2 separate regions of the Homo sapiens genome follow, and region 1 is linked to region 2. A link is an interaction called in ENCODE POLR2A ChIA-PET data of the cell type or tissue named here. Cell type or tissue: K562. All regions are shown on one strand. Links, peaks and the distances in the headings refer to the core of each region. The heading gives the core; the rest is flanking DNA. Region 1 holds the start of IQCN (IQ motif containing N). Region 2 overlaps CCDC124 (coiled-coil domain containing 124).

Evidence for each region. ChIA-PET counts read pairs that join two places held together with the same protein. Peaks named below come from ENCODE experiments on the same cell type or tissue, not always from the same donor. Only the 100,000 strongest peaks of a DNase experiment are listed, where the experiment ranks them.
Region 1: POLR2A ChIA-PET joins it to region 2 with 5 read pairs; 11 of 35 experiments call an interaction of 5 or more read pairs at or near these places.

The regions. Positions count from the first base shown.
Region 1 is chr19:18,267,007-18,275,222 of GRCh38, forward strand. IQCN (IQ motif containing N) reads right to left here and starts at 7,446. Exons shown (of 4, transcript NM_001145304.2): 1 at 7,397-7,446; 2 at 2,460-2,581; 3 at 1-520. The coding sequence starts at 2,472. RefSeq lists enhancers at 7,873-8,167, 7,951-8,070. In K562, for the core only: a CTCF peak has its summit at 5,578 (motif pointing left); a DNase peak (open chromatin) is centred at 5,535.
Region 2 is chr19:17,938,410-17,946,625 of GRCh38, forward strand. It overlaps CCDC124 (coiled-coil domain containing 124), which reads left to right. Exons shown (of 5, transcript NM_001136203.2): 3 at 4,247-4,436; 4 at 4,852-4,966; 5 at 5,099-5,576. The coding sequence ends at 5,306. Among named protein-coding and RNA genes, the nearest start is that of CCDC124, 9.5 kb to the left of the region's middle. In K562, for the core only: a CTCF peak has its summit at 4,317; DNase peaks (open chromatin) are centred at 4,342, 4,722 and 4,982; H3K4me3 peaks cover 1,664 bases.

The DNA.
Region 1 (8,216 bases), core at 3,985-6,484, 330 kb after region 2:
TCTTCCGGATGCTGGAAGCGCACCTGCTGTGGGGCGTGATAAGGTATGTCCCCCTCCTCCGCCCTCGTTTTCTTTACCAACGACTTGCTGGAGTGAAGGATGTGTCTCTTGTTGAAGCGCCGCCAGGCCTCCTGGATGGCCTTGGCCGCCATCATCTGGGAAATCAGCTTCTGCCGGAGCCAATAGCCCCTCCAGTTGGCTTGGATGAGCGTGGCTGCACGGGCGTGCATCATGTCCATCTCGTCTACCAGGATGTTCTTGAAGGCCTGGCTCTCGACCACAGCCCGGAGGCGTGGGACGCGGCGGGACGCCGTCTTGCCTTCGGCAGGCTGTTGCGGAAGATGCTCCTTGGACTTGAGGCCCTCGTGCTGGGGCTGTGGAGGCGCTTTCTCCATTTTGTCCAGGAGACTGGGGTGAGCGGGGGCTGGAGGATGCACCGCCCACTGGGTGACAACTGGCTCGTGAACTGTAGCTAGGCGGCCGGCTGCATTGCCTTGATTACCGGACAGGTCAGCTCTGCCTGTGGGGGCGGCAGGGGGTGGTCAGGGTGTAGCAGGTCCTGCAAACAAGAGGTCTCCTGGCTGGGGTGGACACTGGCCCCCCAGGCCCAGATCTTGTTCCTGGCACGTTGCGATCTTCCGCCTCCCTTTTTCCATCCCTCCCTCTCCCAAGTGGTCTTTGCCATCCTTATATCCACCTCTCATCACCCTACGGCCACTTCATCTTGGCACACAGTGTATGACACCTGAATGCCCGACCACTTACCTGCTTTTCTTTTTTCTTTTCTTTTTTTTTTTTTTTTTGAGACAGAGTTTTGCTCTTGTTGCCCAGGCTGGAGTGCAATGCTGTGATCTTGGCTCACCACAACCTCCGCCTCCTGGGTTCAAGCGATTCTCCTGCCTCAGCCTCCCGAGTAGCTGGGATTACAGGTGCACGCCACCATGCCTGGCTGGCTACTTTTCTGTATTTTTAGTAAAGACGGGGTTTCACCATGTTGGCCAGGCTGGTCTCGAACTCCCGACCTCGGGTGATCCACCTGACTCAGCCTCCCAAAGTGCTGGGATTACAGGTGTGAGCCACCGCGCCCGGCCTGCTTTTCAAACTTTATCTTGGATGTACCCTGGGTTTAGCACTGATCACAATGTTTTGGAAATTTCCTGTTTGCCTCTGTGTGTGTGTGTGTGTGTGTGTGTGTGTGTGTGTGTGTGTGTTTGAAAAAGAGAGAGAGAGAAGTGTGGTGGGGGAGATTATTTGCCTCTCCCCATTGATTGTGAATCCTAGAAGACAGAGTCATTTCTGTGTCCCCATCTCAGTCATAGAGCTTGGTTCCAAGCTGTGAATGGGTAGGTATTGGGTGGGGGGGGCATCTTGACTGATAAATGGTGAGTGGATTGGAAGTTGGATGGACAGATAGATACAGGACTAGATACTGAATGGATGAATCAGTCGATGAGTGAATGGTAGATGGGTTGGAAAGACAGATGAAGGTTTGGATGAATAGGTAAATAAAGCTGATGAATAAAGTGTTAAAGGCAAATTGGCCCGGCACGGTGGCTCATGTCTGTCATTCCAGCACTTTGGGAGGCCAAGGTGGGCAGATTGCTTGGGGTCAGGAGTTCGAGGCCAGCCGGGCCAACATGGTGAAACCCGTCTCTACTAAAAATACAGAAAAGTAGGCCAGGCACAGTGGCTCATGCCTGTAATCCCAGCACTTTGGGAGGCCGAGGTGAGCGGATCACAAGGTCAGGAGTTTGAGACCAGCCTGGCTAACGTGGTGAAACCCCATCTCTACTGAAAATACAAAAATTAGCTCGGCATGGTGGCTCGTGCCTGTAATCCCAGCTACTCAGGAGGCTGAGGCAGGAGAATTGTTTGAACCCGGTAGGCAGAGGTTGCAGTAAGCCGAGATCGCGCCACCTCACTCCAGCCTGGGTGACAGAGCAAGACTCTGTCTCAAAAAAAAAAAAAAAAAAAAGAGCCAGGTATGGTGGCATGAGCCTGTAGTCCCAGCTAGTCGGGAGGCTGAGGCAGGAGCATTGCTTGAACCCGGGAGGAGGAGGTTGCAGTGAGCCAAGATCACGCCATCACACTCCAGCCTGGGCAACAGAAGTGAAACTCCGTGTCAAATAAAAGGAAAGAAGGAAGGAAGCAAGGGAGGGAGGGAAATTAAAGAGAGCTGGAAAGACTGGTGAAGAGATAACCCAACAGGAGGTAGACTGATGGGTGGATGGGTGGGTGGGTGGATTAGGGGATGGGTAGGTAAATGGCATATGGAAGGATGGAAAGAAGGAAGAAAAAGTGGTGACTGTGGCTTTCAGAAGTAACTAGGATGCAGAGAGAGCTGGGACACTGTCAAGCCACCCTGATGCATAGCCTGGAGCACAGCACACTTGTTTGGCAGAAGCCCCTCTCTTCAGGTTGGACTAGCCAGACCCCTTGCCCATAGACCATCTTCTTACCTTGAAGGGTCATAGATTTGGAGGAGTAGCAGGAGAAGAAGGTGCAATCTCAGAAGCCAGCCTGCAAGAGGAGGCAGCCTTCAGCCTTTCATCCATGCAATATGCAGCAACACTGCCCTGGGCTGGCTCAAGACCAACACAAAAAGAAATGTTAAAAGCAAAAATGCTAAATTCTAAAATTTCTAAATTCTAAAAAAGCTAAATTCTAAAAAAAAAAAAAAATGTGCAAAGATGAGGAAATTTATTCCAGTGTTATTTTGTAGCTAGAAATCAAACAAAACAACTGGAAATAACCAAAACAGTGATTGGTAGAGGTTCTGCTACAAATGAATACAGAAGTATGTTCAAGGATGTTTAACACTGTATTGTTTAGCAGAGGAAAAACTGGAAGAAACCAAAATTATCAATGGAGACAGGCTTAAATTAATCATACAAGGGCATGATATCCAGGCATCAGAAATGGCGTCCAGGCTGAGCACAGTGGTTCTTGCCTGCAATCCCAGCACTTTGGGAGGCCAAGATGGGAGGATCACTTGAGGACAGAAGTTTGAGACCAGCCTGGGAAACTAAGCAAGAACTGTCTCTTAAAAAAAAAAAAAAAAAAAAAAAAAAATTGGCCAGGCGTGGCTCACGCCTGTAATTCCAGCACTCTGGGAGGCCGAGGAGGGTGGATCACCTGAGGTCAGGAGTTCGAGACCAGCCTGGCCAACATGGTAAAACCCCGTCTCTACTAAAAATACAAGAAATTAGCCAGGCATAGTGGTTGACGCCTGTAATTCCAGCTACTCAGGAGGCTGAGGCAGGAGAATATCTTGAACCTGGGAGGCAGAGATTTCAGTGAGCTGAGATCGTGCCATTGTACTCCATCTGGGGCAACAAGAGCAAAACTGTCTCAAAAAAAAAAAAAAAATAGGCCGGGCACAGTGGCTCACGTCTGTAACCCCAGCAATTTGGAAGGCCAAGGTGGGTGGGTCACTTGAGGCCAGGAGTTCCAGACCAGCCTGGGCAACATGGTAAAACCCGTCTCTACTAAAAACATAAAAATTAGCCAGTCATGGTGACATGCACCTGTAGTCCCAGCTACTCGGGAGGCTGAGACAGGAGGATCATTTGAGGCCAGGAGGTTGAGACTGCAGTAAGCTACGATGGCACCACTGCACTCGAGCCTGAGCGACAGAATGAGACCCTATCTCTTTTTTGTTTTTAAAACAGAGTCCCACCCTTTTGCCCAGGCTGGAGTGCAGCGTCACAATCTCGGCTCACTGCAACCTCTGCTTCCCAGGTTCAAGTGATTCTTGTGCCTCAGTCTCCCAAGTAGCTGGGATGACAAGTGTAAGCCACGGTGCCTGGCTGAGACCCTGTCTCAAAAAAAAAAAAAAAAAGATTGTGATTAAAGAGTAAGTATAAGATAAAAGGTAACCTGGGAGGCCAGGCATGGTGGCTCACACCTGTCATCCCAGCACTTCGGGAGGCCAAGGCAGGTGGATCACAAGGTCAGGAGTTCGAGAACAGCCTGGCCAACATGGTGAAACCCCGTCTCTACTAAAAATACAAAACTTAGCCAGGCACAGTGGCATGCACCTGTAATCCCAGCTACTTCAGAGGCTGAAGCAGGAGAATCACTTGAACCCGAGAGATGGAGATTGCAGTGAGCCGAGATCACGCAACTGCACTCCAGCCTGGGCGACAGAGTGAGACTCTGTCTCAAAAAAAAAAAAAAAAAACCAGGCGCAGTGGCTCACGCCTGTAATCCCAGTGCTTTGGGAGGCCGAGGTGGGTGGCTCACGTGAGGTCAGGAGTTCAAGACCAGCCTGGCCAACATGGTGAAACTCTGTCTCTACTAAAAATACAAAAATTAGCCAGGTATGATGGCAGGTGCCTGTAATCCCAGCTACTTAGGAGGCTGAGGCGGGAGAATCTCTTGAACCCAGTAGGCAAAGGTTGCAGTGAGCTGAGATCATACCATTGCACACCAGCCTGGGTGACTGAGCGAAACTCAGTTCAAAAAAAAAAAAAAAAGATAAAAGGAAACTCTATGTGGTACTTTAGGGCTGAGGGAGTATCCCCAAAAAAGGGGCAAATTTGGAGAGCATTCAGACTTCCTTGGAGAAAGTATGGTCCCGCCTAACAAGTTAACGGAGATAATTGCTGGATCGGCCAAGCCAGAGCTGGTCTGGAGTTGCAAAACAAGCAAAAGGCCCACCCTCCAGGGTGCAGATGTGGGAACAGGTTATCAACAGTTGGTGCTCTGGATGTGCACTGGAAACCTAAGTGTTGCTGGGGCAGGAGGCCTTCAATGTGTATGGGCCACCGTGGGGGCTCTGTTCGTTTATTATCATTTATTTATTTATGATTTTTGAGACAGAGTCTCACTCTGTCCCCCAGGCTGGAGTGCAGCGGCACTCAGCATCTTGGCTCACTGCAACCTCCGCCTCCTGGGTTCAAGCGATTCTCCTGCCTCAGCCTCCCGAGTAGCTGGGATTACAGGCATGAATCCCACCACACCCAGCTAATTTTGTTTGTTTTGTTTTGTTTTGTTTTTGGAGGGACGGGGTTTCACCATGTTGGCCAGGCTGGTCTCAAACTCCTGATCTCAGGTGATTCGCCTGCCTCGGCCTCCCAAAGTGCTGGGATTACAGGCGTGAGCCACCGCGCCTGGCCTTTTTTTTTTTCTCTCTCTCTTTTGAGTTTTGTTCTTGTCGCCCAGGCTGGAGTGCAGTGGCGCGATCTCCTTTCACTGCAACCTCTACCTCTCGGTTTCCAGCGATTCTCCTACCTCAGCCTCCTGAGCAGCTGGGATTACAGGCACCTGCCACCACGCCTAGCAAATTTTTGTATTTTTAGTACAGATGGGGTTTCATCATATTGGTCAGGCTGGTCTCAAATTCCTGACCACAGGTGATCCACCCACCTTGGCCTCCCAAAGTGCTGGGATTACAGGCATGAGCCACCGCGCCCGGCCTTAGGGGCTCTGTTTTTTGTGTGTGTTGAGAGGGCTGCAGAAAGGTTTTCACCAGGTCAAGACTGCAAAGTCACAGGACCACGTTCTGGATCCAGGGCTCGGGCAGGCTTCACCTGGTGTCTTCACACCTCTATCCCTAATGCCTCACCAGCGCCCTCTATTGAGAAATCTTAGCATTGTGCTCACTTTTTTTTTTTTTTTGAGACGGAGTCTCGTTCTGTCTCCCAGGCTGGAGTGCACTGGCACCATCTCGGCTCACTGCAAGCTCTGCCTCCCGGGTTCACGCCATTCTCCTGCCTCAGCCTCCTGAGTAGCTGGGACTACAGGCGCCTGCCACCACGCCCAGTTAATATTTTGTATTTTTAGTAGAGACGGGGTTTCACTATGCTAGCCAGGATGGTCTCCATCTCCTGACCTCGTGATTCGCCCACCTCGGCCTCCCAAAGTGCTGGGATTACAGGCGTGAGCCACCGCGCCTGGCCGAGCATTGTGCTCACTTTAAACAAGACATAACGAAAGAAATTCCTTTGTTTATCACATATTGAAAGGGTCCATTCGGAGACAAGAGGCAATGCATGGATAATTGACACACATATATTTATTATTTTTATTTTTTTGAGATGGACGGAATCTTGCTCTGTTGCCCAGGCTGAAGTGCAGTGGCACGATCTTGGCTCACTGCAACCTCCGCCTCCCAGGTTCAAAGTGATTCTCCTGTCTCAGCCTCCCGAGTAGCTGGGATTACAGGCACTTGCCACCACACTTGGCTAACTTTTGTATTTTTAGTAGAGTTGGGGTTTCGCCATGTTGGCCAGACTGGTCTCGAACCCCTGACCTCAAGTGATCCGCCCGCCTCGGCCTCCCAAAGTGCTGGGATTACAGGCATGAGTCACCATGCCCGGCCTAATTATTATTATTATTCTCTTTGAGACGGAATTTCACTTTTGTTGCCCAGGCTGGAGTGCAATGGCGCCATCTTGGCTCACTGCAACCTCTGCCTCCAGGTTCAAGCGATTCTCCTGCCTCAGCCTCCCAAATAGCTAGGATTACAGGCATGCGCCACCACACCTAATTTCGTATTTTTAGTGGAAATGGGGTTTCTCCATGTTGGTCAGGCTGGTCTTGAACTCCTGATCACAGGTGATCTGCCCGCCTTGGCTTCCCAAAGTGCTGGCGTTACAGGCGTGAGCCACCTTGCCCGGCCTAATTTTTGAATTTTTAGTAGAGATGGGGTTTGACCATATGGGTCAGGCTGGTCTCGAACTCCTGAGGCAGGAAAATCACTTGAACCCGGGAGACAGCAGCTCTGGGAGCTGAATGGGCCCATTCCAGGGGCTGAGGTTTCATCAACCAAACGGTGCAGCTCTTTAGAGGAACTCAACCAGAAGGGGTGAGAAACGGGATTGTGGGGGATGAGAAGAAGGAACAGGGGCCCCCTGGACACAGAAGCCAAGCGACTGGCTCGGTAATTTTGAGTAAACCCCTCTGAGCCTCAATTTCCCTATCTGTCACAAGACATAAGATCACCATCCTCAGGTTGCCAAAGAGACACAACAGGCTCAGCTGGGCGCAGTGGCTCCTGCCCGTAATCCAAGCACTTTGGGGGACCAAGGTGGGAGGATCGCTGCAGCCCAAGAGTTTGAAAACAGCCTGGGCAACATGTCTCTATTTATTTAAAAAAATAATAATAAAGAGACATAACAGGCTCTCCATGATGTCCCCCATCACAGGTGAACAAATCCACCATCAAGGCTTTAGAGGTCCCTAGAGCCCCTGCTGTGAGGGGCCAAGGAGCTGACCCATCATTTGCAGTCACCCAGAAGGCCCAGAAGGGCTCTAAAGGCACTGGGGGCCAGAGGAGAACGACAGGGTCCCCCACGAACCCTCGCAAACAAGTCCTCCACCAGCCCCACTCACCCGCCCCTGAAGCCACCAGCCCCACTCACCCGCCCCCAAAGCCACCAGCCCCACTCACCTGCCCCTGAAGCTAAACCTAGCAGTCTGAACGGCCAGTCTTGGAGCCCTGGTGCCGCAGCAGCTTTGTGACTCAAAGCCAAGTTCTGGCCAATCCCTGGCAGCTCTTAGGGGGTGGGGATTCTAGAAGGCACAGCCAGAGGTTGGGGAACAGGATGCAGGGCAGGGCCAAAGGTCATGGTGGTTGCTACCTACACCGGCTCATCCTGAGTACAAAGGGTTCTCAGCACAGAGGGAACCCCAAATCTCCCCCTCCATGTACCTAGAGGCAGTTTCAGTCTTTCATCCCACGGGCATTTTCTGAGCACCTACTATATGCTGGAATTTGCCCCATGTCTGGGGATACAAACAACTCAAAGAATTTGAGGCTGTAAAATGGCTAGATGGGAAGGGACCAAAAAGGGGGTGCAACGGGCCAGTCAGGGTTCTCACTGATGTCTTGGGTGTGGCTCTGAGACTGCGGGCTCCTTGGGGTGGGGCCGGACTTGATCTCTTGGGATCCCCACTGGGCCCGGCAAAAGTGGGTACTGACCCTGAGCCGCAGCGCTATAAGGGGAAGTCAGGCTGCTGTCCTGGATCACCTCCTGGGGCTGGGCTGGGGCCCAGCATGAGTCACCGCTGGCTGGGCCAAGGCTGACACGCACCTTGGACTCAGTGCAGCTGGCTCCAGCCAAAGCCAGCCTGGCCCAGAAGCCTCTGCCTGGCTTCCTTGGGGAGCCGCTGGGGGTTGCCGGGACAAGAACCAGCAGGGGTGCCTGACCTCCCTCTGCAGCGATCACCCCCTCCAAAACCTTCCCTATACTGTGGGTGTGACTTTGGAC
Region 2 (8,216 bases), core at 3,593-6,092:
GCTGACCTGCTTGGCCCAGTAGGTGGCGCCAGTGACCCATGCTAGCCACAGCTCCTGGTTTCCACACCCTGGGTAGCTGAGACACTGGCCCTCTAGGCAACCCCCCAGCTTAGGGGCTGCTATCCTGACAACATGCCCAGTTCTTGGGGGGAATCTGGACATTCCCACCTGTTTTACCCGTCATCTTTTTTTTGTTTTTTTAAAGACGGTCTTGCTCTGTCACCCAGACTGGAGTACAGTGGCAGGATCACAGCTCAATGCAGTCTTGACTTCCCGAACTCAAGCAAGCCTCCTGCCTCAGCCTCCCAAGTAGCTGGGACTATAGGCGTGCACCACCACGCCCAGCTATTGTTTGTATTTTGTGTAGGGGGTGGGGGTCATCTCACTGTGTTGCCCAAGTTGGTCTCAAACTCCTGGGCTCAAACAGTCCTCCCACCTCAGCCTCCCAAAGTGCTGGGATTACAGGCATGAGCCACTGCACCTGGCCTCCCATTGTCTTTCTGTGAAGGGGTAGATCCTGCCTTGTTTTTAGCACACATTCAATGTCCCTGGCTTTCTTCCAGCCCCACCCCTACCCACCCTGCTGCACTGGGTCCATGGAGATATTTATAGTTTGGGGGTTGGGGGATCATCAAAATTTTGACACTATAGGAAAGTTGAAAACTCAAAAGGAAAAACAATGTCTGTCAAAGATGCAGTATCCATCCGGGTGCGGTGGCTCACGCCTGTCATCCCAGGACTTTGGGAGGCCGAGGCAGGCGGATCACCTGAGGTCAGGAGTTCGAGACCATCCTGGCCAACATGGTGAAACCCCATCTCTGCTAAAAATAAAAAAATTAGCTGGGCGTGGTGGCGCGCACCTGTAGTCCCAGCAACTCAGGAGGCTGAGGCACAAGAATCACTTGTACCTGGGAGGTGGAGGTTGCAGTGAGCCGGGATCGCGCCACTGCACTCCAGTCTGGGTGACAAAGCAAGAGTCCATCTCAAAAAAATAATAAAATAAAACAAAAAGATCCAGTATCCAGACAGAATCCAGAGACCTTTCCGCCCATAGTGTCAAGATCATTGGCTTAATCCTCCCTGTGGCCTGCGTCTTGGCCACTGGGGTTGGCCCCATCCTCTGGATGAGGAAATTGAGGCAGAGAAGGCAGAAAGCCCAGATCACGTGGCTATGAGGAAGAGCTGGAGCCAGACTGGCACCTTCTCCTTTGTTAAGAGGCTTTTTTTTTTTGAGGCAGAGTTTCACTCTGTCGCACAGGCTGGAGTGCAGTGGCGCGACCTCGGCTCACTGCAACCTCTGCCTCCCAAGTTCAAACAACTCTCCTGCCTCAGCCTCCCGAGTAGCTGGGATTACAGGTGTGCGCCACCATGCCAGGCTAATTTTTGCATTTTTAGTAGAGATGGGGTTTCACCATGTTGGTCAGGCTGGTCTAAAACTCCTGGCCCCAAGTGATCCTTCCACCTCGGCCTCCCAAAGTGCTGGGATTACAGGTGTGAGCCACCGCACCTGGCCTTTTTTTTTTTTTTTTTAGACAGTCTCTGTTGCCCAGGCTGGAGTACAGTGGCGTGATCTCAGTTCACTGCAACCTCCGCCTCCTAGGTCCAAGCGATTCTTTTGCTTCAGCCTCCCAAGTAGCTGGGATTACAGGCATGGCACCATGCCTGGATAATTTTTGTATTTTTAGTAGAGATGGGGTTTCACCATGTTGGCCAGGCTGGTCTCCAACTCCTTACCTCAAGTGATCCGCCCACCTCGGCCTCCCAAAGTGCTGGAATTACATGCGTGAGCCACCGCCTCTGGCCTGTTAAGAGATTTGATTAAGGGACAGCAAAGCATGCCTGTCCTAGGAGTGTGGGTCAGAAAGCATGTACCTCTGAGCACACCTGTATTGCATGCATCCGGGACAAGGTATGGAGGGGGTTGGACAGGCAATTGGGGCCAGGTGGTGAATAGCTTAGACTTCACTTAGGGCCAGACAGGAAGCCACTAGACCCTATCATTGAGCATGAAGGCCACCACTGACAGTAGGTTAGCAAATAGGTGTGGCTGCATGCCCATAAAACTTTACCAAAGGGGCCGGGCATGGTGGCTCACACCTGTAATCCCAACACTTTGGGAGGTCAAGGCAGGTGGATTACAAGGTCAGGCGTTCGAGACCAGCCTGGCCAACATAGTGAAACCCCATTTCTACTAAAAATACAAAATATTAGCCGGGCGTGGTGGCGGGTGTGCGTAATCCCAGCTATTCCGGAGGCTGAGGCAGGAGAATCGGTTGAACCTGGGAGGCAGAGGTTGCACCATTGTACTCCAGCCTGGGCGACAGTGCAAGATTCCACCTAAAAAAAAAAAAAAAAGGGCCGGGCGCGGTAACTCATTCCTGTAATCCCAGCACTTTGGGAGGCCGAGGTGGGCAGATCACAAGGTCAGGAGATCGAGACCATCCTGGCTAACACGGTGAAACCCCATCTCTACTAAAAATACAAAAAATCAGCCGGGCATGGTGGCAGGCACCTGTAGTCCCAGCTACTCAGGAGGCTGAGGCAGGAGAATGGCATGAACCCGGGAGGAGGAGCTTGCAGTGAGCCGAGATGGCGCCACTGCACTCCATCCTGGGCGACAGAGCAAGGTTCCGTCTCGAAAAAACAAACGAACGAAAAAAACACAAAAAACCTTTACCAAAGAAGGCAGTTGGCTAGTTGGCTATAGTTTGTCAACCCCTGCTCTCTAGAATATTCTCAGCCCCCGTGAGTTTCCCTCATACCCCTCCTGGTCAGTCCCCCACCAGTGATACCTCTCCTCACTTCAAACATCATGCATTGGCCAGGCACAGTGGCTCACACCTGTAATCCCAGCACTTTGGGAGGCCAAGGCAGGCAGATCACTTGAGGTCAGGAGTTCGAGACCAGCCTGGGCAACATGGTGAAACCCCGTCTCTACTAAAATTACAAAAGATTAGCCAGGCGTGGTGGTGGGCACCTGCAGTCCCAGCTATTTGGGAGGCTGAGGCATGAGAATTGCTTGAACTCGGGAGGCAGAGGTTGCAGTGAGCCGAGATCGCACCACTGCACTCCAGCCTGGGCGACTGAGAGAGACTGTCTCAGAAAAAAAAAAAAAAAGGACCCTGTCTGAGGCAGAATGTGTGTGTGACACGCATCGGTCGGGGAGCCTCGGGACGTTGCCTCTGACCGAGGGGGAAACTAAGGCTCCTCAGCACAGCAATGGGAGCCCAGTTTGTGCACTCCAACAGCCTTGACTTTAACCGCCCCCTCCACTTTCCTGCTGTGCTGGTGGGGGTGGGGGTCAGGCCCTGGCAGTGTCCTTAGGTGCGTCCACCCCTATTCTGCGACATTCCCTTCTGTCAAATCTATCTGGAGATGCAGTGGTAGTGTCCCAGGGGGACACTGCAGGTGTGGGGATCGTCCCTGGGAAGGCTGAAGGTGTGAGAGTCAGATGGTGGAGTCTCAGGCAGTGAGGGGGCAGGCAGGGGTGTCCGAGACCAGGGCCCTGCAGGAGTGCCAGGCAGTGGGCAGAGTACTGCCCTGAGCTTCCAGCAGCACTGCATATAAACCGTGGGCTTGCTCGGCCCCCTGGGGTCCGTGCAGGCCAGGGCAAGGGCAAGTCCCGTAGCCCAGATGTCCCTCATCCAGCCAGCATCAGGGCTTCCCTGGGCGGCCGATGTGGAATCAGTTTCAGCCTCAGTGACCCACGGCAGGGAAACGTGGACAGTGCTGCCCGACTCATAAGGGCAGAGCCCCTGCCCTAGCCTGAAACGGGTCCAGGCCTCCCACGGCTCTTAGAATCCAACATGAACCCCTCCCTGGCCCCCAGAGGCTCCGCATGGCCCAGCCGTCTCCCTCCCGGCCTCTTCCCCCTCCCGCTTCACTCCCACTCCAGCCTCCAAGCTGTTCCTGTTACAACAAATGGCTCCTGCCTCGGCGCCTTTGCACTGGTAGCCCTGCTGCTAAGGACGCTCCTGTTCCCCAGCTCTCCCCCTTGGCCGGCGCTCTTCGCACCTAGGAGCGTCACTTCTTCAAGAGCCACCCACCCGCCCTGTCCAAGGTTCCCCTGTTGGCCTCACATCCCCCGCCCAGGGCAGCACCGGGACCTATCTTGTTCCTGGTATGTCCCCTGCACCCAGCACAGAGCCTAAATCCTCGTTGGCTGAGATGAAAACTCGAACCCCAGGCTAGTGGGTGGCGCGGGGGTGTGGGGTCTTCTGCCTGACCATGCACGCCGCCCCCGCAGGAGGAGAAGGAGAAGCGGCGCCTCGACCAGCTGGAACGTAAGAAGGAGACGCAGCGCCTACTGGAGGAGGAGGACTCCAAGCTCAAGGGCGGCAAGGCGCCGCGGGTGGCCACGTCCAGCAAGGTCACCCGGGCCCAGATCGAGGACACGCTGCGCCGAGACCATCAGCTCAGGGAGGCCCCGGACACAGGTCGGGCGGCATCCCGCTCTGGAGCTGCACTTTTGCCCACTGCAGAGGCAGTGGACCTTGAGTCCATTAGCCCCCTCCTGGCCCCCAGAGAAGCTGCCGGGGCTCCACGTGGTGCAGGGTGGGTGGGTAGGCCGCCTCCTGGTAGGCCTGGCCGTGAGCAGACAACCTCAGGGCTTGTGCCCCGCGGGGTCCTCTTGTTTGCAGGGCTGCCGGAAAGTAAGGCAGAGAACTGGGCGCCGGGAGGGTGGGACCTGTCCCAAGAGGGCTTATCAGCTGAAGTCGCGATTCCATCCCCCCTCATCTCTCCCGCCTTCCTCCCGCCCCTAGCTTCTCTTGCCAGTCTCTATCTCATCTCCTTGGAACTGTGCATCTTTGCTTATCTCTCTCTGTCTCTGTCACCCACCCACCCGCCCAGCCGAGAAAGCCAAGAGCCATCTGGAGGTGCCGCTGGAGGAGAACGTGAACCGCCGCGTGCTGGAGGAGGGCAGCGTGGAGGCGCGCACCATCGAGGACGCCATTGCAGTGCTCAGGTAACGGGGCGGGGCCTGGGGCTTTCCCAGGGGTGGAGCTGGTCATCGGGGGCGGGGCTACCTGGGGGCGGGGCCGGGCTTTTCGGGGCAAGGCTGCGCCCAAGGCCCCCTGACGCTCATGTCCACCCCCAGCGTGGCGGAGGAGGCGGCCGACCGGCACCCAGAAAGACGCATGCGGGCAGCCTTCACAGCCTTTGAGGAAGCCCAGCTGCCGCGGCTCAAACAAGAGAACCCCAACATGCGGCTGTCGCAGCTGAAACAGCTGCTCAAGAAGGAGTGGCTCCGCTCTCCTGACAACCCCATGAACCAGCGGGCCGTGCCCTTCAATGCCCCCAAGTGAGCCCAGAACTTGGGGAGCCAGTTCACCCACGGGTGGTCCAGGTCACGACTCTGCACGCCCTTAGGCCAGGTCAGCTGCGAGGGTCACAGAGCGTTCCGGGGGCCAAGGCGCCGGGCCCCGGGGCCATGCTCTTATCACCAGCCACCCGTCCTCCCGCCAGAGGGTCCCTGCCCCGAGTGACACCCCATCCCCTCCCATCCCCCGGCGCGTGTGTGTAGAGCCTCAGGGCTGAGTGCCCAATAAAGGTGGCGGCAAGGCTGCGGTGAGGCACTTGAAGCCTAAGTGAGTGGGTGGGGAGAGGCGGGCGAAGAATGGGGAGAAGGAACAGCTTTGGGGACCTGCTGTGAACCGCACTGGGATCATAGCTAGAAAAGACAAGAGCCCCCAACAGCGCGCTCCTTCCTGCTGCCAGCTGTGCTTCATCGGCTCCTGCCAGCACCCCTCCTTGGCTGTGCCACTTGTCCAGTGAGGCACCTGCTCCACTGTCTCCTGCACACGCTTAGAGAGGTGGAGGTGGAGGCGCTGGCCATACTTCAGAGGCAGAGCCAGAGAAGAGCTGGAGCCTGTCTGCCTTCTGAGATTCCAGTTCAGGGTGGGCCCTAGGACTTGATTGGGGGTACCATGTTGTGTTTGGGGTCAGGAAATGCTGGCTGCTCTGCTGTTATTCCTACAGGGGAGGCATCTGGGCCAAATCCTTCTGTGCTGAATCCTGGGCAGGCTTCCCAGTGGAGGATTTCTTCCTTAGTGGGGGATGAGTCAGATCTCATTGCAGAGGGAGGAGGAAGGCACTGGGCTGGGAAAGGCCTGGAGGCTGCAGTGAGCAGGTGGATCGGAGTGGGTGTGAGCAAGCGTCCCGTCAGAGACTGCACATCTGGGAAGGGTGGAGTGGGATTTGAACCTAGTTCTGGCTTCCTAGAACTTAGCCAGCCCGGAAGAATAGAGGAAGGGCAGCTGGGAGATGGGCCTGTGAGGCTTTGTGGGCTGAGCAAATTGCTTGGACTCATGAGGGCGGCAGGGGATGGAGGTGCCCCCAGAAGCTGCAGTGGTCAGGGCCGGGTGCGGTGGCTCATTCCTGTAATCCCAGCACTTTGGGAGGCCAAGGTGGGCGGATCACCTAAGGTCAGGAGTTCGAGACAAGCCTGGCCAACATGGTGAAACCCCGTCTCTACTAAAAATACAAAAATTAGCTGGGTGTGGTGACGCATGCTTATAATCCCAGCTACTGGGGAGGCTGAAGCACTAGAACCGCTTGAACCCAGGAGGCAGAGGCTGCAGAGAGTCAAGATCACAGCACTGCACTCCAACCTGGGCAACAGAGCAAGACTGGCAACAACAACAAAAAAAGTTGCAGTGGTCAGATCATCTGCAGCACTTACCCAGTGGGCTCGGGTAGAGGTTGGAGCAGCCCCTGGTGCAAGAAATGGCCATCAAGTCCCCACTGTGTGCCTGGCCTTGGACAGCCCTGCTGTCCAAGGTCATCCATAACAGTGGGGGGAACTGAGGCACAAGGGTAGAGGGTAGGGTTGAAGGACTTACCAGGCCACTGCTGTGGCTCTTGCCCAGGTGACACCCACTTCCTATGCCCATAGGGCTGTCCCCTGACTCCCCATTACCCTCTCAGCTCAGTACTTCCAGCCTCCTTACTCTTGGCTTCTGAGACCCTCCAACACAGAAGGCTTGATCCCTCCACCAAGAACACCGTCCTGCTGGGTGCGGTGGCTCAGGCCTGTAATCCCAGCACTTTGGGAGGCCAAGGCGGGTGGGTCACCTGAGCTCAGGAGTTCGACACTAGCCTGGGAAACATGGTGAAACCCTATCTCCACTAAAAATACAAAAAGTTAGACGGGCATGGCGGCAAGTGCCTGTAGTCCCAGCTACTCGGGAGGTTGAGGCAGGAGAATCGCTTGAACCTGGGAGTTGGAGGTTGCAGTGAGCCACTGAACTCCAGCCTGGGCAACAGAGCGAGACTCCATCTCAAAAAAAAAAAAAAAAAAATCACTGTCCTCCCAGATCACAAGGCTTAGTGCATGCAGGTCCCCACAGAGGTCCTCAGCTCTGTGTAGTCAGGGCTGGAGGGCTGGGCAGGCTGGAAGGGGCTAGGCTCTGCCCAGAGGTGGGAGATAGAATGTATCATGGAGGACGGGACTTTCAGGATGCATAGGAGCTCTCCACACAGACAAGGGACAGAAAAGTCGAAGAAATCACATGTGCAAAGGTCTGGAAGTCACACTGCTTCCTGTTCAACGGAGGGTAAAAGGTGCCAGGAATAACTAGGTACAGGTGAGGCACGGTGGCTCACACCTATCTATAATCGCAGGACTTTGGGAGGCCACAGTGGAAGGATCTTTTGAATTCAGCAGTTTGAGACCAGCCTGGGCAAGAAAGCAAGACTTTGTCTCTACAGAAAAAGTTTAAAATTAGGGCGTGATGGCATGTGCCTGTGGTCCCACCTTCTTTGGAGGCCGAGGTGGGAGAATCCCTTGAGGTTGAGTTAGAGGTTGCAGTGAGGAGGTTGCAGTGAGCCATAACTGTGCCACTGCACTGCAGCCTGGGCGACGGAGCGAGACCCCGTCTCTAAAAAATAAACTGGGTACAGCTGAAGTTAACATAAAAACTAACCAACATATGTTGGACACTAGCTTAGTTTGGAGGTCCCCCAAGAACCAACCCTGAGACAATGACTGTAGGAAACGTGGGATATCTGGGAGAGACCTTTGGTGAGGGTTAGGGAAAGGAGAGGAAGGTAAGGCCCCCTGCATCCTGCAGGGGGCACCAACGAGCAGAGTCCCCCACGTGGGAGGAGACAGGCAGTGGCACCACTGGGTGCCAGGCCTTGGCCAAACAGGTGGCAGCAGCCCCTCACTGAGCCCTGGGGACAGCCCCTATGAGATATTGATCGTCTTTGTATAT